6 separate regions of the Mus musculus genome follow, and regions 1, 3, 4, 5 and 6 are each linked to region 2. Evidence: chromatin loops called from intact Hi-C (ENCODE). Cell type or tissue: left cerebral cortex. All regions are shown on one strand.

Region 1 (5,000 bases), 95 kb before region 2:
TTTCATCATTCACTCATTTGTTGATGGACATTATCTTAGGATTTTATCACTGTGAAGAGACACCATGACCAAGGCAGCTCTTATAAAGGCAAACATTTGATTAAGGCTGGCTTACAGTTTCAGAGGTATTATCAGCATTATCATTATCAGCATAGCAGGAAGCATGACAGCCTGCAGACAGACATAATGCTAGAGAAGCCAACAGTACTATATCTTGTTCTCAGGGCATCCAGGAGGAGGCTACTCCACACTGGGCAGAGCTTGAGCATAGGAAAGCTCAAAGGCTTCACCAACAGCCTCTCATAGACTCTGTTCATGGTGCCAAGCCTCAACTTCTTTGCATGACACCTTCAGTCCTGGGCTGCACCATCACCAATGGCCTCTCTTGATCTCACACAGTGTCAAACCTCAGCTACTCTCCATGACTCCTTCACACCTTCAAAACCAGTACTATCTGTATGATTCTTACATATTACCAAGTCTGGCTGCCAGCAGGATATCTATCTCTGGACCACAGCTTCTTTGTGCTCTCAGAAAATACTTCCCAGAAGATTTTGCCTCAATGATACTGGCCTCATCTTAATCACCATTAATTTCTTAGCTCCAGCTAACTAGCAACGATTGCCATAGTAACCCCTTCTATTCTTTACTCTAAAGCCAGACCCATATGGCCAAAGCTGCTGAGTTCTGCTATTTGCTGTACCTGGAACATGGACCTTTTGTTCTAGAATATCGTCACCAACTTTCTGCTTTCAGTGATTTCCTTTACTACCTAAGCTTGGCTGTCCTGGAACTTGGTCTGTAGACTGACCTTGAACTCAGAAATCTGCATACCTGAGTGCTGGGATTAAAGACATATACCACAATGCCTGGACCTAAGCTTTTCCTTAATTCCTTTTCACAAGATCTTTATCAGTTCTACATTGTAGCTCACTCCAGATATAGTCAAGTTGATGACTGTGAATAATCGTCAAAAATCATCCCTTGTCAATTTGACACACAACCATATCTCCTTATGTCCAAATGAAAACATTAACCAGGCCATAATAATGCCTAACATGGTATAACTTCTTACAACTGTCACTGCATAAACAATAAGCTTAGCTGGGTAGCATCTTGCCCCAAGGCTACCACCCCCTTAATCCTATTTAATATCCTTAATGAGATTATTTAATCCATTTCACTTCCTGGTGTCCCTTCAATCCTTAAAGAATACATTTTGTATTTTTCCTTTCTAAGCTTGCTAGGCTTGATCAAAATGCTCTTCATAAGACTAAACCACAGTACAGTCTATGCTAGGCTTTGTTTGAGATTTCCTTTGTCAACATAATTAATCTAAAACTCTTCACTTTAGAGCCTCGGCCAGACTCTTCAGACAAAGGCAAAAAGCAGCCACATTCTTCACCAAAATATCACAAGAATGATCTCTAGGCAACATACTAAAATTCTTCTCTGAAACCTTTGAGCCAAGCCCCCAGCACTTCAAATAATCTTCACAAGACTGTAATTCCATGTTCTTGCTATGCTTAAACCATTCCATTGCTTTCCTAATTCAAAACTCCAAAATCAACATCCCTCCAAACAAAAGCACAGTCATGCATATATATCGTAGCAATGCCCAAATCTGACACCACTTTATCTTAGTTAGGTTTTATTGCTGTGACAAAGTATCATGACCAAAAATCAAGTTGAGGGAAAAAGGATCTATTATTGGGTTCACACTTTGAAATTACAATCCATCACCGGAAGAAATCAGAACAGGAATTAAAGCAGGGCTGGAACCTGGAGGCCAGAGCTGATACAAAGGCCATAGAGAACCTTCTTCCCCAGTAGTATGATAGAACTTTTCAGCATTATGAAAGCTAACCTATAGGGATGGAGCTTATAAATTTCGCCATGCTCTAACTCATGTATGTGGTCCTTAGCAATAGGGACTTACCCTCAAGTCCAAGAAGGTAACCAAGAGCAAGAGCAATAGTGCATGGAGGAAGGGGTGTTATGGGACCTTACTGACCAACGCCAACTCTGAAAGTGCTTCCCACACCCAGCACTGGGCCTTTCTTAAGATGTTTTCATTTCATTGTTAGTGCCTGCACATATGCACGAGAACTGTGCTAGTCCGGGTGTCCACAGAGGCCAGAAGCATCAGATCCCGTGAACCTGAACTTACAGACAGTTGTAAAGCAATATATGGGTGCTAGGAACTGAACCCACATCCTCTGCAAAAAGGCAGCAGGTATTTTTCCCTGCTGAGCCAGCTCTTCAGCCCCAGCCATTTGACTCTTTAGTTTTAATGTCCACACTAATTTTACAATGGCTGCACTGGCATGTACAGAAGACCATTAGCTAAGGAGCCATGCCCCTACTGCTCCCTAAGAGACCCTAGAATTAGAGAGTGTTTACCTTACTAGGATCCATATAAAACCTGGAGACTTGGGATCAGGTCTCAGCCTGTCTGCTGACGAGAATTCAGTGCTGATGCTTCACTGCACAGTGCCTTTGTTTCTTCTGTTCAAAGACCGAAAAAAGCCAGGTCTGGGACAAGTGTTCTGAAGATTGGATATGAGAGCCCATCCTTGCTCAGTGTTCCACCAGCTCCAGGGTCCCGATGAGATTCTTTAATGAGTATCTTTAAATCTCAAATGTCTTTTTATTTTCTAAAGATTTATTGATTTTATTTATAGGAGTACCCTGTAGCTGTCTTCAGACACACCAGAAGAGGGCATCAGATTCCATTACAGATGGTTGTGAGCCACCATGTGGTTGCTGGGAATTAAACTCAGGACCTTTGGAAGAGCAGTCAGTGCTCTTAACCACTGAGCCATGTTATAATGAGGATGGGGGTGTGTAGCCTCAAATGCAAATGAAGCAATGCATGGTGTAGGCAAGAGCTTTGAAAATGTGACTGTGCTATTCATACCAGTATAATGTTCCTGACTTCCTTAAAGACAGGGAAGTATCCAAGATTTCCTTCTCCTTTATACAGAAAGCGAGAGACAGACAGACAGACAGACAGACAGACAGACAGACAGACAGACAGAAAGACAGAGAATGAAGGAGAGAGGTGAGCAGTCCTATCCCTCCATAACACCACAGAGCCAGGTCCACCATAGGTATTCACCTCAGCCTCCTTCCTCTCCTTCTCTATTCTGAGTCTGTCTTCAGGCTACCTGCAGCCTGTTCACCGTGAGTGCTCACCCTGAGAGTCTATCATGGGATTCCTCAGCCATATTCCATGCTATTTTTCTTTTTCTTAATCCAACTCTTCCTTCAAGACCTGAATTCAGCCAATGTGAGGACAGATGGTGTGGGGCCCTTTGCCCTGCCAATTTAGCAATCTTGGCAAGAACTGGGTCCTTGTGTGCAGGGGGGGTGGGGTGGGGGAGTGATTTTTGCTTGCATAGTTTAAAAATACTACAGTGTTTTTAACCTCAGGGAAAAATGTTTGGCAAACAACCCATAGCAGATTTTCTTTTTCTTGTGGATGATGTCACATCCCTAGCCAGATTTGTCTAAACAAGGCTCTGCTCAAGAAAAATGGCTAGCTCTGGGTGTCGTTACCATGTAGCATTAAGAGGCATGCCAAGAGCAGGTTTGGGTTAAAATGCTTGGGTCTGACCTCTGCCTTAGCTTTCTCCAGTGCACTGTGAGGTCATTTACCACGATAGAGCTCTGTAGTCTCATGAATGAAAAACAACAATTTTAAGCTATAATCAGTTCAGTTCAGCAGCTGCTGAGTGGTTTACTGTAATAGCATCTGGGGTGGTAAGTAAGACAGCCACCAGCCAGGATTTTGTAATCAGTCATGCTTAAACTCAAAAATTGGGGACCTCTTCTGGTGTTCCCTCTGCTTAGCGATCTCTTCCATCTGGAGTAATCTCTGGTTAGCTCCTTTTCTGCAGTCAGATCTCACTCAGTTCACATGCTCCCTCTGCATAGATTGAAGCTTAAGTTATCTTGGGTAAATCTGCCAGTGCCCATGTCCTGACCAACCTCTCATTTTATCCTCTTTCACTCTGTCATGGCACTGTGCTGTGTCTATTTTGTGTTTGTGTGCTACTGGCATTTCCCAAGGTCAAGCCACATGCCTTTCCCATGCCGTGTAGCAGGACAGAAGTGCCTTTAGCCTCCAGTCCTCACAATGGGGGCCTTGGAGGTAAATGAATCACTCACTCATCTTAGGAGAACTTGCAACATTTGAATCTGCTTCTTCAAATGTGTACCAGAAATAACAGTGGTATCCATCTAGACATACTGGGTTTTGGTTTTTGGTTTGTTTTTTTTGGGGGGGGGGGGCGTTGTTTCTGTTTTTGGTTTTTGTTGTTGTTGTTTTGGTTTTTTTTTTTTTTTTTTTTTTGAGACAGGGTTTCTCTGTGTAGCCCTGGCTGTCCTGGAACTCACTCTGTAGACCAGGCTGGCCTCAAACTCAGAAATCCACCTGCCTCTGCCTCCCAAGTGCTAGGATTAAAGGCATGTGCCATCACTGCCCAGCTAGACTTACTGTTTTATTATAGCATGAACCTATGTGAAGTGCCAAGAGCAATTATTGACTCAACTGAAGTGTTGACACTTAACCCATGAGACCTTTCTGGAGAAGCTTGCTATAACTTCAATAGTGGACTTGTGAACATGGTGTGAGGCAAAGATTTTAGGGACGTTCTCTGTCTGCCCTTACTTATCACCTCTTCCCCTGGCAGCTCCAAAGGACTTAAACATGGGTGTAATACAGCCATTCTAGAAAAATACATGTCAGAAATTGTGTTGTGCTCTGAACTGCCCTTTGCTGGGACTGTAAGCTCCTGCGAGGAGTCCTCATATCCATGTACCATTTCTTCTTTTTCCGTGGGATGGCTAGCCAGGGCAGCTGAGCCAGCAACTGGAAACACCTTAAGATTCTTAAGATACACAGTGTTCTCCAAGAGATCAGGCCCATTCAAATTTGAGCTTTTCTCCTGGTAACTACTTAACCTTTGTAAGAAAGTATCCAGTGGTGTCTCAGA
Region 2 (5,000 bases):
ACGAGCTGGAAGACAGGTGATCCAGATGGTTACTGGGGTAAGGGAAAGCTCAGGGAGATATGGGTGGTACCATATGTGAGGACTTCTCAAGCCATTTTCCCCAAACAGTGTTCACAGGAATTAATCAAATAAAAGCATTCTGGACTTCAATAGTGTAGAGTATATGTGTATCAGAATAGCCACAGATGTGTATAGTTGGTATGTCCAAAAGAGGAAGATTCTAGAAACTCACCATGGAAGTTTGAAAAAACAGCAGGGCCATTTGTTCACTTATCAAATAGAAAGCTGATACGATTTCACCTTGACTAAATTTCACTAGTTTCCAAGGACCATGGGACCCTCCCCAGTCTCCACTATTGTGAAAATGTAGACCTTCCCCACTCCGAGGGAATTGGTGTAGAAGACTACTACTATGTTTGGATAGTCTATTAGCCTCGTTGTGATAGGACGTGGCTGCAAAGCATTTCCAAGCCTACATCTTCATGGGATGCCTCGTACCCATGAGCATGTGAGCATGGCTTGCATCCTCTCACCCATTTACTCAGTCCTGCTCATTCACCAATATGCCTGTACTTACAGACCAAGCTCTAGGCCCCAGACGAGGTGCCCATCTCCTCTTAGGGACCACTATAGTTAGTCTGAGAATTCAAGATGGGCTCTGTTCCAGTTGTATGGTTGAATTCAGTCAAACAAGGGTGGTGTGTACATCCAGGAAATACAGGAGATTTTTGTGGTCCCTTGAGAAATAAGAAAGGCACTTGCACCCACCGTTATGCTCTTCCCCCATCCCCCAAGACCATTGGACATCCCAGCTGGCCCATTTCCAACCACTCTGTGTGTTCCTAGATTACCTTACTGAGACACAGTTTTGCACATCTTTGCCACGCCAAACTTTCCACTGTACACCTCCAGTCACACCAGCCCGCTGAGTCCTCCAGGTTCTCCACCCTCTGACTATTCCGTGTGTATCCAAACCTTAGGCCCGTAGTTCTCCAGTGAGAACTTCCTCCTCTAAACAGGGTTCACCAGTCTGGGTGTGGAGCACCTTTGGCTCCAGAGGGAATCAATCGTCTCGTCACCCACCTGCAAATTGAAGGAGTTGCTAACATCTCTAATTCACCATCTGGCACAAGTGTTCTATGAGAGTCCGAGGGTGGAGACAAAGACACTGTTCCTCAGGACAGTCTGTGTGCGTCCCAATGCAGACATTCAAATTAAGGGGAGGGGGGGAGGACTGAACTCAGAAATTGTGTTCTCTTTCACTTCTCTTTATATTTAAAATGAGTTTAGTACTTTCTAACCACATCAGCTGTCTTTCAAAAGCTACAGAATCTTATTCCAGAGTAACCTTCCAATTTTGCGAAGAGAGGTTAAATAAGATGTAGACTTAGAACCAGTAGCGCTTGGAAGCTTGGGTGATGAAAAAAGGCTGGTGATGTAAGATCACATGAATCACTTCCCTCAGGGTTTGCTACCAAATTCCAGGGAGCAATGAGTTATTAGTCTCTACTCCAGGAGTTCAACCCTGGAGACATGGCTCAGCCCCATCTCTACGGGACCCAGAGAGCACACCCGTGTTCCCATGGATAGGAGTACACTGTATCCTCACATCCAGTGCGCCAGGCTGCAGGAGAAGTGGGGGAGGGGAGTGTTTGTTTTAGTATTCTTTAAAAATTAAAGCTCATTAAATGCATTCAATTATTTAAAAGAATTAAAAATTAAAAATAATTCCAGATTTAAAATTGATTTGTAATAAGCTTTCATATCAGAAAACCACAGACGTGTGAGGATCAAATCTTGATCATCCTATAGTTTTCAAAGTTGCCTGCCACCGTGATGACACCTGCCACACACGCAGGAAGTGCAGAGGAAGGAAAAACCTGCTTCCTTCAGGCCCAGATGTGAAGGGGAGTCTATAGCTGGAGAATGAGGGCAGAGGATGCTGCCAGTCTTGTGCTCTTTCCAGCTGTGGTCCATTTGCACATGGTTATGTTGTTGATGCTGTTGACAAAAGGAAGCCAGAATACATCTTGTGATTCCCTGGCAAGGGGCAGCTTGCTAACATGCTGCCCTCGCTGGAGCCCAGGCAGAGCATATCAAATCCCCACAAAGTCAGCTAGCAGCGTCTTTCATTCGTCACCGTCGGCTGTCAGGCTGCAAAGAGCATTAACACGGGAGCCTTTCCAGAGAGCTCGGCAGCTGCTAGTGTCAGGATGATGTCCACACTCCATCCAGACAGACCCACAATGCCCAGCCTCCTTCTTCTTCTATCTCCGGCAACAGTGCCAGCCTCCCCACCCCCAACCCATTTTTCCAGCTCTCTGGATCATAGCATCAGGCTCAGCTGGAATAACGGCCCCCTTCCCTGTTTTGCTGAGACTTCCTCTGCTAATTCACATGCTTGCATTGACGCACAGAGAGCCACTAGGGTGCAGAATCCCCCGAGGACATGACATATGAATACCCGACTATCTTGTGGAGCCCCACCCAGAGTGAAGCAGATCAGCCACTTTCAGACAGCCTTGGCAATGGGGAGGATGCTTCCAGATGCACAGCCCTTCTGCAAGCTGTGTCGCTGCTCTAGGCTTGGGAATAACATGAAACTCGGGGTGGAAACCTGACTCTGGCAGTAGTTTGTTGTGCCACTCTAGGCGGGTTAAGTTTTAGTTACATCTGCTGAGTGGAAGAGATCTCATTGGCTTAAAACCTATGGCAGAAACCGGTATCTACTGCCTCCAAACATGTTCTCCCATCTCTGTGTGTAACTATTACTTGGTATGACATAAAAACCCATAACATGAGATCAGCTCTCAAACATTCGAGCTGTGCACACAGCTCTGTTAATTATGCACATGCTGCAGCTACTAAACCTTACCCCTAAGACCTATTTTCTTGTAAAAACCAAAACACTGTACCCTTAAATGCTCCACCCTCCTCCTGCCCCCGGGCAGCCACCCTTCCTTTCTCTGTCATCAGAACAGCAGTGCTGGATAGCACTAGGCTCTTCACAGCACCTGCGTAGTAACACCTATGGCTTTCTGGAAGTCAAAAGGAAAAGTGGGGACTGGGCTGTTACCTATCTGTAGTCCCAGCACTTGGGGGGCTGAAACAGGAGATGGGGAGTTCAAAGCAAGGCCAACTGGACCATAGAGAGAACTTGTCTCAAAAAAAATCTATTAAATGATCAATCCATAAATCTAAACTTAAAAAAAATGCATTCGAGGGAAAAGAGAAATTGAGAAGATAAGTGTAAGTGTGCTAACCTGTGCTGAAAAGATTGCTCAGTGCCCAGGCAGACAGGCAGACAGGTAGACAGATGAGCAATGTTTTTTTGTCATCTTTTGTTCACTTGTGTACCAAAAGGCCTCATCCCAGAGTCCAGGGAGAGAAAGAACACTACCGTGGCTCAGGTCTCAACTCTCCTGCCTAGCATTCCATTCTAAGATCCTGGGGAGGCCAAAGGCAGAAGGCAGTGGGTGTTGAGAGTCCTCCCTGGTTCCTGCAGAAGACTTTGCCTTTGGCACAGAAGTTCTTACCTACATCTGGCCCACTTTAGAATCCCAGCCTGGAGTCAGTCCCTTGGATATTTGCTCCATTCCTAATGAACTCACTGGCCACGGTCGTAGAAACTCCTTCTATATTGCACATGTCATAAGTTACATATCTGGACGCCATGATCTCCGGTGGGGGTGCGGGGAGAGGTCATGTATCTAGGGTGGACAGGAGTGTGTTAGCAGGCTCCACATACAGAGTTTTCGTCCCACTAGGTAATTTACTGTTCGTTTCTGCTGAAGCTCAGCGTACTTGAAAGGGCACCAACTGCTAACCACAGGGCTCTGGGCTGCAGATGCATCGTGGCTCCCCCGTGAGACTCAGCACATCCCACAGGCTTGGGTAGGGAGACAGCCAGGCTGGAGTAGCAGCAGAGCTTAAAGCAATTTCCTTGCCTCTCGGCGACTGCCTGGATTGGGCTATTTGTGCATCCCTGTGCCCTGTTGCTTGTTTGGGAGGGCATCGGCTCCCCAAGGTCATTTGGAAGATGAAGTTAGGAAAGGGGCAGTATCCGAACAGGCAGCATCTGGACTCCTAAGCTCCCGTTTCCTGGTTACTAATGCTTCATTGCTTAACTATTGTGTGCCCAACATCCCAGCCACAGATAGGCCTCATAAATATTTACACGCAATGTGTGTTGCGATGCTCAATTAATTGCAGCTGTGACGCACTTAGAGCGCCTCGGAGGAAAGGTGTGCAGAGAGGGCCAGCGGTTATTAAAGGCGCAAACAAGTCAGCTCACGGAAGCAGCAGTCCTTGGAGCTTTCCATTGCCCTGGGGTTTTTCCCGGCCAGAAGCCAAATCTAGGGAAAAGTTACACCCAAGGGAACGCTGTCCAAGGGTGACGTTTGTGGCTACGCCAAGAACTTAGCATCAGAAAATGAACAAAGATGTGCCCAAGTGACTTACCAAAGAGGAGAGGCGTGTAATTATTCAAACGTGGTAGCCATCTCAGAAACAAAATTGGAGCAATGAGGATCAAGTGTCAAATAGGTAAAGTGGGGTTGGAACACGGATCGTGGTGGTGAGACACAGCGGGCAGCCACTTCATGTTCAATGGGTAAAAACATAAGTTAATATGAATCAATACAAAGCCATCCAGAAAGCATCTGAGGAATGTGCAACCAGGGACTGAGAATGCCCCACTCTGGTGTTTTCTTTGGACTGGATAACTGTCTGCCCGCCGAGATGTGCAGAGATGAGACTGCAATGCAAGAAAGGACGGGTTTTGCAATCTTGTTTACAATGCTCAATAATTAGCAAGAGCCTAAATCCTCTCCAAAAGGGCCACAGTGGCCAACAAATGTGTTTTTCAATAACACTGCGTAATGAATAGAGTGTCACACTCACATGAAGACATCTAAACACCTATGTGTCTTAATGTGTGCATAGAGCACTGATGCTATCCTGACCACCTGAGTTCCATGCCCGAAACCCACCCAAAAAGC
Region 3 (5,000 bases), 270 kb before region 2:
TTTTTTTATTAGGTATTTTCCTCATTTACATTTCCAATGCTATCCCAAAAGTCCCCCATACCCCCCCCCCACTCCCCTACCCACCCACTCCTACTTTTTGGCCCTGGCATTCCCCTGTACTGGGGCCTATAAAGTTTGCAAGTCCAATGGGCCTCTCTTTCCAGTGATGGCCGACTAGGCCATCTTTTTGATACATATGCAGCTAGAGTCAAGAGCTCAGGGGTATTGGTTAGTTCATAATGTTGTTCCACCTACAGGGTTGCAGATCCCTTTAGCTCCTTGGATACTTTCTCTAGCTCCTCCATTGGGGGCCCTGTGATCCATCCAATAGCTGATTGTGAGCATCCACTTCTGTGTTTTCTAGGCTCCGGCATAGTCTCACAAGAGAGACAGCTATATCAGGGTCCTTTCAGCAAAATCTTGCTAGTGTATGCAATGGTGTCAGCGTTTGGAGGCTGATTATGGGATGGATCCCTGGATATGGCAGTCTCTAGATGATCCATCCTTTTGTCTCAGCTCCAAACTTTGTCTCTGTAACTCCTTCCATGGGTGTTTTGTTCCCAATTCTAAGAAGGGGCAAACTGTCCACACTTTGGTCTTCGTTCTTGAGTTTCATGTGTTTTGTAAATTGTAACTTATATCTTGGGTATTCTAAGTTTCTGGGCTAATATCCACTTATCAGTGAGAACAAATCATTTGAGTTCTTTTGTGATTGGGTTACCTCACTCAGGATAATGCCCTCCAGGTCCAACCATTTGCCTAGGAATTTCATAAATTCATTCTTTTTAATAGCTGAGTAGTACTCCATTGTGTAAATGTACCACATTTTTTTGTATCCATTCCTCTGTCGAGGGGCATCTTGGTTCTTTCCAGCTTCTGGCTATTATAAATAAGGCTGCTATGAACATAGTGGAGCATGTTTCTTAACGAACTTGAAAAACCTCTGCCCAGCGTGCTTGCTCCTTGTTCTTCTATAGGCTCCTTCTCCCACATGCACATTGTCCCCATTTGATAAGAGAATGGTTTGTTTGTTTTTTTTTCACGATTTTTTCCCTTCACAGTCCAGGAACAATAAGAGAAAAACATGGTATGACCCCATCTATCAGGCACTACCTTCATTCCTTCATCCCTCCTAAACAGGTACCACGTTAGTTTAACAAAAACCATAGTTATAGGCAAGACTCTTTAATAGCAGTGATAGAACAGAAGGAGCCTGGGGTCAAAATGCAGCATCCATGAAGAAAATTGTCCTTCTTATAGAAGATATCAAGGCAACACAGAATAGAGAGCCAGATGGTCTGATCCAGTGGATGCCTCCATTGGAAAGAACAAAGCTTTAATGAACTGTCCTTCACTGAGAGTCAGCGCCAGCCTGCAACAGGTCAAGGTGGCAGAGCAAACAAAAGAAAAATTTTAAATTGCAGCATTGGCTATTTTTATTATGCTGTTTGTATACTGTAGCTATTTCCACTGTTGAAATCCAAGACTACATACACCCTTTTATGTGTGAGAAGAAGACTACAACACAGAGAGATTAAAATAAAACTTCACCATCCACTAAAATAACCACATGTAGGAAGAGAATACACCAACGAGAAACCAGGAATAGCCTTGCCTGGGTGCTTGCCACTCCGGGATTCTTCAAGATATGTTTTACTCTGAAAGAACACCCGAGACACCATGCCTCCCACACTATCTCCCCCAGATAAACACATTTGGGTTCATAGCAGGACCCTAAACTTACCAGACACTCATTCTCCAAAGGCTGATACAAAATTCATGAAGAATAATCCAAATGTAAGTTTTGAATCCAGAGGGGAAAAAATAATCAGTAACACAAGGTCTACAGCAGGAAAAGATCTAAACACATCTTGCAAACCAGGCCAAGCAAAAAAGTGCAGCAAGAGTTCCTCCCTGTGGAGCTGCAAACAGTGTCTACCCTCTCCTCATTACAGTCTCTTATTGAAGAAAGTCAAGGCAAGAACTGAAGCAAAAATCATAGAGGAGTGTTGACTCAGCTACCTTTCTTATATAACCGAAGGCCACTTGCTGGAGGATAGCACTGCCCAGGATGGACTAAGCCCTCCTATATCAATACCAACCAAGAAAATGCTAATGAAGACAGTGACTGCTTTGCTCAGAGGACAGTTATGTACAACAGAAGGAGAAGGTAGGTGACCCTCTAAATTGGGGACATGACTACAAAGATGCTTCTGGGAAGCTGAGGACATGAGAGGGGCAGCATTGAGTGAGCGAGTAAGTGAGTGAGTGTTACATTTCTAAGTATGTGGCAAAAGGGTGTTCTTTGCTGTGGATTACATGGGTTGAATATTCATTCTTCATACAGGACGCATGCACCTTCACAAAGAACAAAACTGGAGGAAGCAATTCTAACAGAAAGCAAGAGGCGAGGCACAAAGAGAGCATATAAGAAAGAGGGTAGTAGTACAAAAACTAAAACAGAATCAGAATAGAAGCGGACATGCATGGCTTTGATGAGTGGAGCCACTGAAGAACATGGGAGGGGGTGTCTCCCAGGTGATTCTGGGTGCACATGGAAAGAGGATGAAACTCAGTCCCCACCCACAGGGATGCAGAAAGTCTGGAGCCCGTCTTCTAGAAAATAACACTAGACAATGTTCCCATAGCCTTGAAACATGCAGAAGGTCTTTATACAAGTGTGAACTGTGTGAACTAAGGAAGGGAGACAAACAAGTAAGACTACATTGAAAACCAGGGACTTCTGTGTATCAACTGGTGCCTGTTGGAGAATATCAATGCGAGTCAACGAGGAGAAAATACTTACATATAGAAACAACCTACGACTCATGTTCAGAATGTGTTTTTGCAAATGCACAGTTATTTTATATTATAAACACATTAGATTAAGGAATAAAATTGCGTATTTAAATTCTGATAGTAAGAAAGGATGGTTATAAACACAATTTTAAGTTTAGTAAGAGTTTCATGTAGACACTTCACACATGAAGACAAGCCCTCAGAATTTTACCAGTATATTTCTTTTGCCAAACACCCTATTTCATAGTTCAGAAGTTCTACTTACTACAAGGCACTAGCATGTGAGCACTGTTCAGCCAGCTTCTCTGACATTTTGCACTGGACTCTGCCTGTCTACAGAGTGTAAGCTGGTTAGGAATATTTCCTGGCCCTAAGTCAGCTGGTCATGTTCTTCCACTAACAGAGCTGTAGCCTCAACTGTGGGAAAGAAGCTGGCTAACTGGCAGAAATAGGATCATGTCTTTTGAGGAGGTAGGCCACTGGCCTCTTCCAAGGTCCCAATGCCTAGGTTCTCCCAATTACAGGATAGTAGGGGCAGGCTGGCATGGAGCAGGAATTTAACAGATTTGCTCCCTACCTTAAATGTACCCTGGGTTCCTGGGATACAGAGGAATGGAGCACCCTCCTCACTAATCCTTATCCAAGGAAGGACAGGGAATCTTTCCCTTTTCCAAATCAAGAGTTTATTTTTCCAATGTCTGTTTGTTTACAATAAGCACTTGGTCCTTCTCTAGCCTTTCTGGTGATTCTGACTTCTCTCTCTGGAATCTCATTTATCAATCTCCCTGAGCATTGCCATGATTGCTTGGGTCAATCTTTTTGTTCTGCTTTTCTTCCAACTGAAAATCTTTATTGAGCAGTCCTTAATAACTGGGACCTATTCATACCCTCAAACCCTTTTTAACTTCTATAGTTTCTTTCTAATATCTGGGGGCAAATGGCAAAACAAATGCAATATTGGTTGATCACTGGCTTTCTAGCACATCTGGCTCTATGGCAATGAATGCCTGGTGAGCCTCACAGAAGTGTCTAGGAAGGCAGCAGGAGATTCTCAGTAATTTGGAATTACCTCACTCACCTTGAACAGATTGATGGTTTTCTAACAGCTGCCTTCAATCCTCCTAAAAAGATGTAGCAAACTTGCTCAAAGCCTCCTTAACCTCAGTTGGTGCTGGGGACCAAGTCAGGTCAGACAGAAGCAAATCCACTCTATCTGGGCTGCACTGTCCAACAGTGATGCCCTGCACAGCTCAAGGGTAGCTTTCCTACTTGAAAGCCAGATTCTGCCCTATTCCTCTATCAGGAAGACGGGAGCCAGGAGCTGTTGGCACTCAGGTGATGTACATATCTGTGGTGTGAATTAGTCACTTATCACAGTAACGAAACACCAAGGCTACTAGGAGGAAGAAGGTTTAGCTCAAGATTTTGAGGTTCAAGGGCTTGGCCCTGACACTGGCTATAGCAATTGATGGCAGAATACCATGGTCAGGGTTGCTAAGGATCCAGGGAGTGAGGGATTACATGTTGAACCAGGAGCACAGGAGAACTGGGCAGAGACAAATCAACCTTAGCCCTGTCCTAAGCACTGCAATTCTAGGGCATTCCCTCAATAACCACAGGACCTCCCACAAGGCTCTTCTTCCTTGTAAACCTACAGCCCTTCCAAGGACACCACTCTGAATAGCCCTTCAAACACCACACATTTACCCTTGGAAAACGCATGGGACATTTTAAACCATAACACAGCAGAGTAGTACTTATCTTTTAAAAGGAAAGAAATTCTTTCATGTGGAGGGCCATTTCATCACCCCACATGAAATCAGCCAGTCAGCAAACAAGCCAACCAAACTCAAATATTGTAATACTCTACCTGCACAAGTTATCAAATGCAATTAAATTCACAGAAATACAAAATATAGTGACAGGTAGGAGTTGTGGGATAGAGAATGAAATAGGGAGTTATTTACTGAGTACAGAATTTCAATTATGTAACATTTCTAGAGGTTGGGTATATAACAACGTGAACAAGCTTAATATGCAAATGTATAAACATGACTTATATTCAAATGTACACTTGAGCTGGTTAGAATAGAACATTAATTTTTAGGCATGTTTTGTCACAGATAATTAAAAAAAAATTGAAGTGTATGTGACTGATGTCATTTACCTGCTGAGTGAGTTAAGAGAACTCTGACACTTAA
Region 4 (5,000 bases), 530 kb before region 2:
GGTGTGAAGTTTTCACTCTGGGCATTCATACCTTGGGACCAGGGCAAGCCCATCAGTTCTGTTGGGTAAATATTCACTGACCATCAACAGGTGGTGAGCCCTGGAGTGTTAGGGATTTGGAGGACGTAGGAAACAGCTCCAGTTCTTCAGCAACTTCAGTCTTAGAACTCTCCAGCAGCAAAGCCGAGAGGTCTCACCAATCTTGTAGGAAAGCTTTCTTCTAGGTAGGAAGAAGTTGCTGCAATAAATAGGGTGACTGGCAGCCTCTACAGGAGAAATGTGTACCTGGAACACTGTCCTGAGATAACAGAAATAGCACAGCAAGAAGGGCATGGTTTAAGATTATTCAAGGTCAATGGGTCTCATGGACAGTAAAAAAAAAAAAAAAAAAAAGTGTATTTCGCAGACTTGATGGACACAGAGGTGTTCTTTCTAGTCCCCCTCCCTCTACATAGCTGCTGATTGTGATTCACTGGACCTGCATAATTTTCTTGTGCCTTCAAGTCAGTTCCTAAGATGCACTACAGCCCCGTAAAACTCACTGAGTGACCAGCTTGGCATTTTCCTGCTGGTGGGATAACATCTGTTCAAGAACGCTGTCACTAGGAAGCCCTTTTCTTTCACATGTATTCCTTCCCAACATCAGCAACCATACAAATAGTCCACCCAGTACCTTAAAACCACATATTTATACCCTCTTCTCTCTGGACTGTCACTCCTACTTTTGCTTTGAAACAAAACCACTAAACTATTCTTGAGGAACATGCTCTGGCAAGCCCATATAAAGAAAGAATTTTATGTCCTATTATTGACCTCCTGCGAAACCAGGTATGTAGTCTACCACTGCAATTAATTTATAGCACTGACTCTATACATTTGCATATGCATCCACCCGACTAGTTGTGGCATTGCAATGTAATGATCCCACCATACATATCTCTGGAGCTTTTTCCCCAACACAGAGCTTGGATACATTTGGGTACCACTGCATACCATCTGACCTGCATTCATTGCAAAGTAGGTTTCAACCTACTTTGCACATCTCACTCAGAACAGAAATGCTTGGCTTGACTGTGAGGCTGCATCCAGATTCCCATGTTCAGGTCTTGATATCACTTGAGTCATGTTCTACTCCTCAACAGTAGCTTTTATACAGTCACAATTCAAGTGAACTTTTATTTAGTCATAATTGTGTAATGACTCGAGATTTTATCCTGATATTTTATAATTAAAAAGATGAGAGAACATTCAGGCTGGATGGATGGCTCAGTAGTTAAGCCTTACTTAAACCACTTTTACTGCTCCTCCAGAGGACTCAAGTTCAGATGCTAGCTAGCACTTTGTTGGGTAGCTCACAATCAAGTGGAACACCAATTTCAGAGAACCCCACACTCTTTTTCTTTACCCCATGGATAACTACATTTCACTGCACATATCTCAACACAAATGCACACGCACATAATCAAATGCTTCTGCAGAAGATTATTCTAGGTAGCTGGGATCAGGTTCCAAGTCCACACTTGGAATAGCTACTGAGTTTAGAGGACAGGTGAATAAGACTGGGGACAAATCTGGATGAGCCAACCTCTCATCCAAGTGGCTGTAGGGATGCCCAAGGTATATCTAAGGACGAACATTATTGTTTGATCAAAAGGAGGAACAGAAGGCACCCTCAACAGACAAAATGACAACTGTTCATTCCAGTTACCTTTGCATCATGTGTGACACACAGTGAGTGCTTAACAGATGTTCACTGCTTGAACAGATTTGCAGAACAACATCAGTTACATGAGTGCTGGCAGAGGAGCCCAGACCTGTGTGTTTAGTGACTGAAAGGCCACTTCTTTTCTTCAAGACCCTGACAGACATCAAGCTTACACCGTGCAGTCTTCAGTTTCCAGGTTGAAGTTTTCTCCTTATGCTAAGAGCTTCTCCATTGCAGCAATCCAGGGGGCTGCTTTTGACTGCTGCCCACAGTTACAGACAGGAATCTGCTTCCTGCAAAGTGTTGTTTGCTGTGATAAAATCACCTCCACTGAGTGTTCCTATCTTTAAGTCTTTGTTGGAAAATCGTGCAGAGCAATCTCAGTGCAGACACGATCCTGAGCTGAAAGTGGCTGGCAGCACAGGAGAGGGAGGACAGAGGCAATTTTGGGGACATGTGGAATACACTGTCTTCAGCAAGTCACCATGAATGCACTACTTTACCCATATAAAAATTCTGGATTAGTTCTCTACACATGTATGGTATTTGAAAGAGTGATGTTTTTTTCACATCCCAGAACTAAGGACACATCATTATTGCTTATTCATTCTGAGTCTGCTGACCTTTCAGGAAACATGCATGTTCTTTGGCCTTCGTAATATGTAAAATTATGCAATCCCTAATGAAACTTTCAAGTCAGCTTTGCTCTTTGTAATTTTCCACATGTGTCTGCTGTATTTGAACATGTTGGACATGTTCTACCTGACAGCAGTTGATGCTCAAAGAAGCTTGGTCCTCAGTGCGAGACTATAGAGAGATAGATGATTTTTACAGGGTGTGGCTAGTGGAAAGCCATCAGGTTCATAACAGTCCTACTTCTACTGGGGATTCATTCCCTCTAGCAGGGATGAGTCAGATACTTCTATGGGGCTAGCTTCTATAGATGAGGGTTAAGAAGAATCCGTGGGGCTGTCTCCAGTTGTTTCTATTTTCTTATATATGGTTTCAAAGTGTGTCCCCTTAGATGCCTTGTTAAGATGAAGCCAGACACTAGTGCCATACTACTTTGATTTCCCAGAATTAAGAGCCAATAAAACTCTTTATATCTTATCCAGTCTTGGGTGTCCTACGATAGTAACAGAATTAGATGGCTCTTCTCAAAAGAACTGATCCTGTAGCATTTTCCAAGAACATTATCATTGTGTTTCCATTTTTGAAAGATTTTTGTACTTAGTTTCTTACACATGGAATGTGATTGCCTTCCACTTGAACCTGCTCCTGTTCTATCCATCCCAGAAGGCCCAGAAATGGACGTCGTGCTTAGAGAAACTTTCCCACTTTTCATTTCATCTCTTTTGGTGAGAACGCTTCTTTCCTTTTCTCTGCTGAGCTCTCACAACTCTTTGACATACTTTGGATGCTGGTCACTGTGCTCCGTTTTGTATTTTAGCTAAATGTGGTTAATCTCATCCTGCCCTCTGGAATACAGCACAAGGACAGGCTGCTCTGTGCTGTGGAACTTGAATGGGTTTTGCAGCAAGTCAGCTGTAATCAGATCCAAGCACTATTTCACGAGACTCTGGGGAATCAGGGCTCTCTGGCATTACCAGGCTCTTTTTCAGTCCACATGTCTGTTAGTGGAAAGTCACAATGGGATCACCTAAGCAAAGTGATGGCAATGACCTCTGAACTTGGGACAGTTTCAATTCATGACATTCTGCAAACGTCCCTAAGAGATGCTGAAGCCCTTCCTTACTCCAAACACAACCCCAGTTTTACATGGGCTCCTAAGGCTGACATAAACTGCTGCTTTTCTTTGACCCCATTTTTGTCTGTTGTTAATGGCTTTATGTAGGCATTATTGATTCTTGTTAAGCTACACATATTGAAATTTAAATCCACATTCCAGCAAGCACTGAACCTAGGACCCCATTATCCTGGCAAGGATGATGAAGGTGCATCCTACTCAAGGTTCTTTCTGCTTTCCTGAAATTACTCCCTGCTATACACCCCCTAAAATATTCATGCTCAGATCTCCAGGCAGGCTCTATACTGCTTTCTGTTGTGATCTATCAGTTTGTATTTCCTAGAATTTTACAAAGAGAATCACACAGTATGTCCTTCTATCATATCTTCTTCCACCCGTATATTTACTTTCAAGTGATTTACATTGTATATGGTTCCTAGCATGTCAACAATTGATCAATTTTATTACAAAGTATTATTCTAGTGTATGAATATACATTTTGTTGAATGTTTTATCTTTCAATTTTAACAATTAAAAATAAAACTATTTTATGTCACTGGATTTTTATTTTTTATTTTTTTAATTAGGTATTTTCTTCATTTATATTTCCAGTGCTATCCCAAAAGTCCCCTGTACCCTCCCACCCCACTCCTCTACCCACCCATTCCCACTTCTTGGCCCTGGCATTCCCCTGTACTGAGGCATATAAACTTTGCACGACCAATGGGCCTCTCTTTCCACTGATGGCCGACTAGGCCATCTTCTGATACATATGCAGCTAGAGACACGAGCTCCGGGAGTATTGGTTAGATCATATTGTTGCTCCACCTATAGGGTTGCAGATCCCTTTAGCTCCTTGGGTACTTTCTCTAGCCCCTCCATTGGGGGCCCTGTGACCCATCCAATAGCTGACTGTGAGCATCCACTTCTGTGTTTGCTAGACCCCGGCATGGTCTCACAAGAGACAGTTATATCAGGGTCCTTTCAGCAAAATCTTGGTAGTGTATGCAATGGTGTCAGTGTTTGGAGGCTGATTATCAGATGGATTCCCAGATATGGCAATCTCTAGATGGTCCATCCTTTCGTTTCAGCTCCAAACATTGTCTCTGTAACTCCTTCCATGGGTGTTTTGTTCCCAATTCTAAGAAGGGGCAATGTGTCCACACTTTGGTCTTCGTTTTTCTTGAGTTTCAAGAGTTTCACAAATGTTATCTTATATCTTGAGTATTCTAAGTATCTGGACTAATATCCACTTATCAGTGAGTACATATCATGTGAGTTCTCAAAAAATCAAGTAACCCCATTAAAAAATGGGGTACAGAGCTTAACAAAGAATTCTCACCTGAGGAATACCAAATGGCTGAGAAGCACCTGAAAAAATGTTCAGCATCCTTAATCATCAGGGAAATGCAAATCAAAACACCCTGAGATTCTACCTCACACCAGTCAGAATGGCTAAGATCAAAAATTCAGGTGACAGCAGATGCTGGCGAGGATGTGGAGAAAGAGGAACACTCCTCCACTGTTGGTGGGACTGCAAGCTTGTAC
Region 5 (5,000 bases), 260 kb before region 2:
TAAGCCAATCAGATCTGCAAAATCCCTCAAGTGAGATCCTCTTCTCTAAATAGAAGAGGAAGAGGAGGAGGAGAAAGAGTAAATGATGACAGCATGTGACCCAGTTTGGGGGCACTTTGTTGAGAATTCCTTAAGAAACTGATAAAAGTGTTATGAAAACATGAGAAGGATAAGACAGAAAGAAAGCAAATCTGTCCTTTCTGGGCATCTTCTGGGAAAAGGAAGATTTCAGTTAAGAACAGGACATCCACCACAGCCTGGGATGGAGTCTGCAGTCACACCTCCAGAGGACATGAGAGGCAAGCAAGTCACACAAATCACAAACAAAATACCTTCCTAGGAAACACATGCTGGCACATTCTATCTGATCAAGGTTACCAAGATGTAGAACATTCCTCAGCCCCCCGCCCCACCCCCCCACCCACCCCCACCTTGGCTCTACTGTGCCATTCAAGGACAAGGACATGCTTAGTCAATTGTGTTCAGATCCAAGTTCCACATTTATATCAGAGCTCCCATTGCCATTCTTGTTTATCTCTTCTTTATCTTATAAACTTGTTTCAAAAGAGACGGCAATCAACTCATTTTCCAGTAAAGTAACCACTGTACAAATCAGTTAGGCAATAATTACTTTCTGTAGCATCACAATTGTTGGTGGCTCAGCTATTCGCTGAATCACTCAGGCTTGATGCCACAAAGTCTGACATTCCAGGACCAGCTTCCTCCCTGCTCCACTCATTGGAGGCGCAAGTAAAAGTAGCACTTACTAAGCAACCTTTCTAGGATTCTGAGATTTACATCTGTTAGTTGCTTTCAGTTTGTTTCCTTGCTCTACTATCAAGGATAGATGTGAACTAAATATTTACCCAGCCAAGCATCTAATCCAAGTAACTTTACATGATATGAAATAAAGTGCAAGGATTCCTAAGAGACTATAAAAGAATATCCAACCTAGTCTAACCTAGACTTAACTAGATAGTGACTTGAGAGCTACAATGTAGGTCATGTGACTTTGCAGAAATGAGAATACATGATAACAGGATGTTATATCTGATAACAATTCATGATAACGTTATCATATTATCATGATGTCATTGGCCCTAGGCTTGCTGCATTGGTACATTATCTGGGAGTAGTCCAAGCTGAAGGCTGTGTCTCACAGCCTTATCAGTAAGATGCTTGGATCATGTGGGAGAAAAAATTCACCAGAAGGATGTAACTCAGTCATAAGAACAATTCTAAGTTTAGTCACCAGAGGAAAGCATGGCCACTTTTCATTTTCTTTCTTTCCATCCTAGTGCTAAAACATACAACAGAATTTGTGAGTCCATGTCAATATTGCAGACAAAAGCCCTATGCCTTGGGGAAGATGCAGCCACAGCATAGTGATATCAAATGTCAAACATCTGCAAAATTAGTCACATGATAACCAGTCTTCCACTAGACCAAGGCAATAACTTATTCTTTATATCAGTCAGAAGGCAAATATTTGCATGTATATTTTATTTTAATAACCAGCCATGAAAAACATTGTTACAATAAAAACACTATCATATTTTAATCCAATATGTTTCCTTCTCATACTTTAACTTCAAAGTTTCTAGGGAAGTTCATGAATTTGAGGCCAAGGTAGCAAATAGAATATTATGCTTTTATTATAGGAATCTCACACTAATTCATGATTGCATCCTAAATTATATTTAATAAGAGGTTGATTGAAAAAAGATACAAACAGGTTCTGTGCACTCTGTGGGTGTTCATTTGTACATAAAAAGGAGTGTGCTGCTGCGAGTAGAGTTCAGCAGTGAGATCCTTGTCTGTGATGTGCACTGACAAGCTCCAGCCCAAAAGCTCAGTGTTCCAGTTATCCCAATGTTCATTGGTTACTGGTTACACGTGGCAAAAGGATATATCTTAGCAGCTCTACAGAGTTCTAGAGTTGTTTCCAGAGTGTAGTTATTTAATCTTTAAATTTAAACTCTTTAAACACACACACACAAAATCAGCATTTGTGAGGAAGTGTGGGTAGGTGTTCACACCAGCTTCCAGTTGTTAAATAAGCCCATGAGAGAGTTGTTTTCATCTCTAAGAGGATTCTTCCCTGCCAGGCAGAAGCAAAGCTGTTAATTTTCCAGATCCCAGTAGGTCCCACAGATACTTGCACCCATAGACTTCTGAGCCATCCCGATCAATAAAGTGTGGAAATCTTCAGCAGCCTTACCTTCCCAATGGTCATGCTTGGAATTTCAATACCAACCACACCTGAATCATAAGTGTGACTGATAGACAAGGGTGCTAACATCCTTAATGCTCCAAATACACAGCCTTTTCCTAAGAGAAATGTTTGCCGGTGTGATTGGATTAAAGAGTCAGAGGTAGGAAGACATCCTAGATTGTTCATGTTGGTCCAGAGTACTTTAAAGGATTACCAGAGGGAGGCAGGAGGGTTTAAAGGCAAAGGGGGAGCTATAGCCATAAAAACAGATGTTGGGGAATGTGGGGCTATAAGCTATAGGATGCAGAATAACTCTAAAAATTAGCACAATGTAACAGGGTATTTGATTTAAAAAGTGGGAAGCCAAACCAGCATTTTGATATGTAAGTGACATAAAGTGTCTGCCAAACGGGACAGCAAGAAGTTAATAGCACCATCCCAAAAGGGCAGCCATGAAAGTTGCTGTTCAAAAAGCTTTAAGATCAGAGATTCCCAAGAACTTTAAGGTCATATTACAACCATACATGTTCTAAGTGCAAGACATGGCAAATTGAATCAAATGTTTGTTGTCTGGTTCTGCTTTGGTCCAGGCCTTCCTATCCATGTGTGTACTCATTTCCCAAGGACTGGGAAGGCTGCTCTGTCTACCATGTCTTAAACAATAGTTAATATTTGTAATTTCTTTAGTTGCTGATTGTATACTTAAGATTCCTTTCAATTTCTTTAATGACTTTCTTAATTTGTTTTCCATAGAAAACAAATCTGAGCTTGCTCTGAGTCACCTGGGAAATTTTGGACTTGGATTTTGTAAAATCCTGGATCACTAGGACTTGGAAGACTCTTGAAGAGTGACAGAATAAATTTTGCACCATAAGATGTACATAGGAGTGGAATATTGGCATTTGAATTTACAGCAAGGGCCCATGGATTACAGACTTGGATCCCAGTCTACGCTGCTGCTGCTGCAAGTCGACAGAACATATAGAAGATAACAGGACATATAGAAGGTTGAGACTGGAGAGAAGGAATTCGGTTGTTTAGAGTGTGCTCTTGGCAGGTGTAGTGTGAGAAATGTGTCCCATAGGCTTGCAGGATTGACCACTTGGTCCCTGGTTGGTGGTGCTAATTGAGAAGTCTGTGGAACCTTTGAGAACTGGAACCATTCTGAAGAAAGTATGAGAGTGAAATGGACTTTTGTGTGTCTGCAGGCTCAGCCCCGAGTCTAACTCATTTGCTCTTCTTCTTTTAGTAATTAAGATGTGAAAGTGCAGCTTCCTGCTCTGGGCACTCACCGCTTTGCATTCCCTTCCATGATGGACTCGACCACTGAAACTATGAGCCCAAATAAATACGTCCTCTCTTAAGTTCCTTTTGCTCATAGTAATTTACTACAGCAACAGAAAAGTAACTATTAGAATAGGAATTTAAAAGTTCTGGTCTATTCCGTTTCTCTCTACCCTAAAGCCCTAACTAGAGCTTTCTCTGCTATGTGCAGTTAGCATGACATAATACCTTGCCTTAGGCCCCAAACCAATAGGGCAGTCGATTTATCAAGTACTGAAACATTCAAAACTGTGAGCCAAAATATACCTTTTATCTTACCAATTATCTATCTCAAATATTTATTTCATTAATTTCATTAACAGAAAGATGACCCAAAGGGGATTTACCTTATGAAAATTAACACAATTTCCTATTTAAATATTTGAATATGATTATTAGAGAAGCTTTATTTAGAGTATAATCAAGACTGAAAATAACCTTCATGTCAGCCAACAACTAAATAGAAGAACTAATAATTACAGTTTGTCCATTAAATGGACAAAATGCTATCTGGTTCCATGAAATAACCAACTTCTACTATAAGAAATGGTAAGGCGGAGTCTCAAAAGCCTTGTTCTGAAGAAAAACTGTTAGGAAGAGAAGGAGGTTTCCTATTTTCTTTCTTTCTGAAGAAATTCTATAAGCAAAACCAAATGTGAGTTTCTATTCAGAAAGATATATCAATAGCTGCCTAGGACTGGGGTGCTGGTAGGCTTTGATTAGAGAGAGGCAGGGAACTTTGAGAATTTGTAGGTATTCCATCTTGATTGCAGTGGCCATCTGATATGTGAATATATTTGTCAAAACCCATTTAAGTAGGTGCATTTTAATTATGTAAATTATACTCCAATCAAGTGGATTTAAATTTTTTAAATGCTAAAAGTTTAAGCATAAAGGAAGGAGGGTAATAAAGCTAAAAGCATTTCTGGGACAAGAAATTAAAACTGGGATACAGTATAATATCAGAGAGCAAGAGAATAACCAAGGCAATAATAGTGCATTTTGTTAAACTGCCTACCAGAGTAGGCATGAACCAGCTTTCCAATGGCCAAAGATACTGTAATTTTAACATCAAAAGAATGATAAATGCAACTGGCTAAAATTCAGTCACTGTTTAAGAGCGGGTGGTCTGCTGGTTTGAAGGAAGTTTCTCCTTTGAAATTCAGATTGAAAGTTAATGCTGAGCATGAGATATGAAGGGGTGAGAGCAGGTGAGACCTTTAAAAGATTTCTGACTACATGTATGGTCATATGGTTAATGGGGTAACGAGTTATATTGAAGTAGTCCTGCTATAACATTCTGCCTGGGTTCTTGCATGTGGCCTGTCTCCATGCCTTTCTTTGTACCACATTGGAACTTTACAAAGAGGCTGGTCACCAGGTAAGAGTCTTTTGCTTTGGACCAAACTGTGAACCAAATAAACTTCCTTTCTCTATATCTTTCTCAGAATGTGGTATACAG
Region 6 (5,000 bases), 160 kb before region 2:
AGTATAATAATTGGTTACTAACCGGTTTCTGTGTAGTATTTTTGAACACATTTCATTTGGTTGATCCTCCTCCCCAAACCCCTTTAGACCTCCCTGCCCTGCCCTACTTCTCCCATCATGCTGTTTATCCCTCGTACTCCTTTGCCTTGTTCTAGTCTCTTGCCCTCCTTCATTCCTGATTTCTCTCAGCAGTGTTCCAGTTACCAGCCTGGCACTCTTACTAAATGTATTCTTAATATTTTTATTATTGTTACTGCTGTGGTGAATGGAGCTATCTTCTTAGTTTTCTTGGTGTTTCATTGCTAGTATATCGAAATAGAACCCATTTTTATATAATGGTCTTGTGTCAGTTTAAGCTTTCAGTAAGAACACAGCCATGTGTGTAGGACTATTAGCTGAATCCTAGAGCTCACTTGTAAAACAAGTGCATTTTCAGAATGCCTCGCTTTATCTTTTGTCTCCTAAAATTGTTAGTAAGGTTGGCATTTTAAGCTTATTTTAATCAGAAAAATCATCTTAATTTGATATTCTTATTTGAAGCCCATTGCAAAAGAGATGGGGATCTGAGTGACAGGCGGGGACAGACAGGTGAGAATAAATGCTCTGGCTGAGGACCTGGAAGCCAGAATATTCGCTCCTCTGAAAGGCCGTGCAGCGTTATGCTATCTTTTTTCCTTTCATCAGAGTCTGTGGAGGAATGGAGTGCTTTTATTAATTAGCAAGCTGGAACCACAAGTAAACAAACACTAAGTCTTTGGAACGGTTTTTCAGATTGTGCATGAAGAAATCAACAACTGTGGTTCAATCTCTGCTTCTTGTTTTACAGTTTGGATATTTTTCTCCCCAAACCACTTCTGCTCTTGTTCCCAGGGGACCTAATTCCATTTTCAATTTTAACACCATTCTCATTTTCAGAATCACTGGTACAGCACGCAGAAACAGAAATAGGGGCCACTGACTAATCCTGAAGCTATAATTGTCCAGGACACTCCCCTCCACAGATGACAGAGACACACATGCACTGCCTGCCTTTCAGCCCTCCTTGCTTTGGCCCAGCCGCTGGTTTGCATATCTGTCTCCCCACAGGCCATACTAAAAGGAACTTCTGATGCATCCCTTGAGCTCAGAGTGAGGTGGTTAGCTCAAACTAGATATTGAGAAAATGTTTCCCAAAGGAGTCTTCGAGAAACTTCCCTTTGAGTCTCTGCTCTGCCCTCTTGGTCCTCAGACAGCTTTACAAATAGAACTGCCTCGGTGTGCTTTTCCAAAGCATCTCTTGTGACATTTCTTGTGGGAAATAATTCTACCAGAAATCAACAGAGTATTTGAGCACCTGCTGAGTGGGAAGCTCTGGCAGATGTTGTGGGCCATGCAGAGAACAAAGCTTTGGATCTGCCCAGGGATGTAATTTCGGTGACAAACAGAAGAAGCACAGCCATTGACCAAGCCTTGCATATGCCAGGAATGGTGCTTGGATGAGAGTAACCCATTTCCATGAAATAAGTCCACTTGTCAGCACCTGTGTTGTCTTCTTCCACAAAAGTGAGCTAAGCAACTGGTTCAAGGGCATGTAACCAAGGTGATACTTATATCTGAGTTGTCTAATACCAGCATCTGTACGTGTGACCCAGCACAGTTTGCTGAATGCAGCCTTGGATTCCATCATGTTAAATCCAACAAATCTTGGATGAAAAGCAGTTAAAAGAAAATACAAATGTTTTTCCAATTATTGCTTAAACAATAAAGTACAATGGTTATTTCATAGCCTCCATATTAAATTATTAGATATGACTTAAAGTACATGTAAAGGTGTGTGGAAGTTGTACTAATTATTATGCTGTTTGACATAAGGGATGGAGTATCACACAGCTTGGTTTGGGGGGGGAACCTTGAAACCCTTTATGGATAGTGGAATATATGCCTAGCCTAGCCTGCACCCAAAAGGCTACAGAGTAATCCATAGATAGAAGTTGTCACTCTTCCAGCATCATAGGAGAACTTTAGGCTGGAATAGTCATTTATGGAAGCAAAGCAATAGTAGAGTTGAGTTAACTGCCAAGAGCTGAGCCTGAGCTAAAACCAACAATAAGCAGTTCTAAGCCTGAATGACACTTTAGAGACAGGGACTTCAGGCATCCTGATGGGGTGGTAGTGAGCAATAGCTGATGTGCTTTTCTGAACAGCCAAGATCAAATATGACAAGCAGCCTGCTCTTGTGAGCCTTTCATACTGAGTCAGATTTGCAATAAGATCTGTCTGATAAGAATTTTAAAACAACCTAATGAGATAGAAAGGGGTAAAATGGATGTTGCTATTTATTTAAGGCCTCCAGGAAATGGACTGGGAAAGTGGCATTTCACCAGATAACCCAAGAAAGGAACCATGGCAGTACTGAGAAATCTAGGCAGGAAGTTGGAGGAAGAGGCAACAGAAAACCCCCAAATCCATGAGATAAAGCGTTCCTGCTAGAAATATGGACAAAAAGGACATGTTTATGACAGAAGTAAAACAAGTGAAGGTATGAAGCCCTGGATGTGACCTAAACAGGGTCTATGAATTCATAGGAACCACAGCCTGGCATCCTACATTCCTCTGCTCAGGACTCCTGTACATTTTCCTGCATGGTATCTGATACACGGGCAATGCAGGGGTCCTCTGTCTTTTAAATAATCCTCCAGTCAAACGCTACTTGTAAAAGGGAGATGATGAGAGATGGCCTGATATGTATATGTGAGAAGAATTGTCTCTTGGACTTGGATGTTACAGAAGCTAAAGAAAAGGAATCAGCCATAGTTGCTAAACTGGCAAACCAAACCTCGGCACCTGTGGTAATAAAAGATTGGAGGAGAACACATCAAACATGGCATATGATATATGCATTCCCTATGCCAAATGTCTTTTTATTCTATGAATAGTGTGGAAGAGGTGATGTATACATTTTTAAAGTATTTTTGACTATACCAATTGCAGGGGGTCAGGAAAATAGCAAGCTATCTGGGACATGACCACCATTGCAGACATGAGCAGATGAAGAACTTTGCAGAAAATTTTATGTTGATGCAAGCAGACAGCCTTCAGAGTCCTGGAAGTATGTAGGCATACTGAGGAATGCTTTTCTTGAATTATCTCATTGTATCTCTGGAAGAATTTGAACATGAGGTGGATCTTCATTTCACAACTACAGCACGTGAGACCAGGAAAGGATGGAAAAGATGGACCATTTAATCATGGTTACAGTCAAGAATGACATCTGATCTTTGTCTAATTAATATTCTTATCTTTAACTTTATATATCAGCTCACACCTAATATTTGCATCTAAGTTGCTTAAATCAAAGATTATGAAAACTTCCTAGTAACTTTCTGAAATGGATGTACTAATATCCACATAATACCTGGAGTGAAGACTTCTATTTATATGCTGGGAGAGAAAGAGGATAGACAGCAAGTTAATTGAAATACAGGAAGATAATGTAGGTCTTGCATAATCGAGTCTGCTCTTGGTGATGTTGGATAATAGGTATAAATAATAATACATACAAGTTCAAATTCAGACATTTCAGGTACAGACAAATATTTTAAATATATGATTCCCTTTATATTATCCTTATCAACTTCTAAAGTCTCAAGCAAGCTTGGTAGATTCAGTATTCATCCTTCACTCTTCAGTTTTCTCAGGTCCTGAAACTGCTGGATTCAAGCCACACCAAGCTCACGTAGCCCTCTCCAACCTTACAGAATGCTTCACTGCCTATCTCTGAAGCCCATATCTAATCATCAATGCAGCTACTGGGAAAGGCAGCCTGGTTTTCTGTTTTAGTGCCCTGTGGAAAATCTCCCATTTACTTAAGAAAACAGAACTTCCTTTTGGGCAAGTAACTGTACCCAGCCTCAAGAGTTAGAGCAGCTTCACTACAAGGAAGCCTACTCTAGTCCCTAAAGATGTAAGACATACAAAACACATTGTTTACATCCACCACATAGCAGTGAAGTCTAACAAGAGTGCCAGGCATCTCTGTCACAGTGTCTTAGGGTATTATTGCTGTGATTAGATGCCATGATCATGACAATTCTCATAAAGGAAAAAATTCAATTGAGGCTGGCTTTCAGTTCAAGATTCAGTCCATTATCATCATGGCAGAAAGCATGATGGCATGCAGGCTGGTGTGGTACTGGAAAAGATGAGAGTGCTACATCTGGATATATAGGCAGCAGGAAGAGACAGTGGGCCCTTAGGCCTTGCTTGAGCTTCTGAAATCTCAAAACCTGCACCAAGTGACTCAGTTCCTTTTACAAGGTTACAGCCACTCCAACAAGGTCATACCTTCAATCTTGACACACCTTATGAGTCTGTGGAGGCTATTTTTATTTAAACCACCACATAAGGCAATGTTTTCTACTTATTGACATGATTTTTAGCATGAAAGACACAAAAGCCAGAAAACAGCATCTCCTTTTAAGCCTATTGTGACTTAAGGTTTTACCCACCAATATACATCATCTGTTTCCTTGCTTGTTATAGTTGATGGTGCTCTGGCCACCTATCTACATTTCAAACATCTATTACCAAAGGAAATTGACACATTTGATTTTCTCATACTATCCCCAAACAACTTACAAAGTTAAGATCATATTAAATTGAACAATAACAAAATTTTAGGTATCTACCTTTTCAATTAGAAACTAGAGAGACAAACCCTAACTGGGACTTAAGATGGACACCACTATGATTGTTTGAGAAATTAAATTAAACGATCATTTGAAAAATGGGAAAGGGTTAAAATAGGACATCTACGCTGGCCTTAAATTACTGCATAATTCTGCCTCTCAGCTCAGTCTCTAGTGTTTACTTCTGAATACATCTACTTCTGTCCTTCTTTATATTCACCCTATCAGCCATAGTTCTCCACCAAGTTACCATCTACATTAATCGATAACTATGTATAAAACTAACTGCCTGACTATCTCTATTCTTATTTTAAACTCTTGTATTAAACTTCC

The links. A loop is a pair of places that touch in the nucleus more often than their neighbours do. Peaks named below come from ENCODE experiments on the same cell type or tissue, not always from the same donor. Only the 100,000 strongest peaks of a DNase experiment are listed, where the experiment ranks them.
Region 1: a loop joins it to region 2, with 2.9 times the contacts of the local background. A loop is called at or near these places in 3 of 42 quality-filtered maps.
Region 3: a loop joins it to region 2, with 3 times the contacts of the local background. A loop is called at or near these places in 4 of 42 quality-filtered maps.
Region 4: it touches region 2 in a loop (3-fold over the local background); 2 of 42 quality-filtered maps call a loop at or near these places.
Region 5: it touches region 2 in a loop (2.6-fold over the local background); 4 of 42 quality-filtered maps call a loop at or near these places.
Region 6: it touches region 2 in a loop (2.6-fold over the local background); 2 of 42 quality-filtered maps call a loop at or near these places.

What each region holds. Positions count from the first base shown.
Region 1 is chr5:38,880,710-38,885,709 of GRCm38, reverse strand. No RefSeq gene overlaps it. Among named protein-coding and RNA genes, the nearest start is that of Clnk, 6.5 kb to the right of the region's middle. In left cerebral cortex, a CTCF peak has its summit at 2,705 (motif pointing right); DNase peaks (open chromatin) are centred at 2,848, 3,513, 3,739 and 4,994; H3K27ac peaks cover 1,589 bases.
Region 2 is chr5:38,785,540-38,790,539 of GRCm38, reverse strand. All of the region lies in intron 3 of Clnk (cytokine-dependent hematopoietic cell linker), which reads left to right. Among named protein-coding and RNA genes, the nearest start is that of Gm22779, 88 kb to the right of the region's middle. In left cerebral cortex, a CTCF peak has its summit at 2,405; DNase peaks (open chromatin) are centred at 2,380, 3,492 and 3,837; H3K4me3 peaks cover 487 bases.
Region 3 is chr5:39,059,903-39,064,902 of GRCm38, reverse strand. No RefSeq gene overlaps it. Among named protein-coding and RNA genes, the nearest start is that of Gm46937, 20 kb to the left of the region's middle. In left cerebral cortex, no CTCF peak of the experiment used is centred here; DNase peaks (open chromatin) are centred at 1,649 and 3,116; H3K27ac peaks cover 1,214 bases.
Region 4 is chr5:39,313,743-39,318,742 of GRCm38, reverse strand. It overlaps LOC115490181 (a long non-coding RNA gene), which reads right to left. Exons shown (of 4, transcript XR_003955907.1): 2 at 82-298. Among named protein-coding and RNA genes, the nearest start is that of Gm40292, 9.1 kb to the right of the region's middle. In left cerebral cortex, no CTCF peak of the experiment used is centred here; a DNase peak (open chromatin) is centred at 2,041.
Region 5 is chr5:39,046,377-39,051,376 of GRCm38, reverse strand. No RefSeq gene overlaps it. Among named protein-coding and RNA genes, the nearest start is that of Gm46937, 33 kb to the left of the region's middle. In left cerebral cortex, no CTCF peak of the experiment used is centred here; DNase peaks (open chromatin) are centred at 78 and 2,041.
Region 6 is chr5:38,942,462-38,947,461 of GRCm38, reverse strand. No RefSeq gene overlaps it. Among named protein-coding and RNA genes, the nearest start is that of Clnk, 68 kb to the right of the region's middle. In left cerebral cortex, no CTCF peak of the experiment used is centred here; DNase peaks (open chromatin) are centred at 651, 1,003, 1,324, 2,039 and 1 more place; H3K27ac peaks cover 1,120 bases.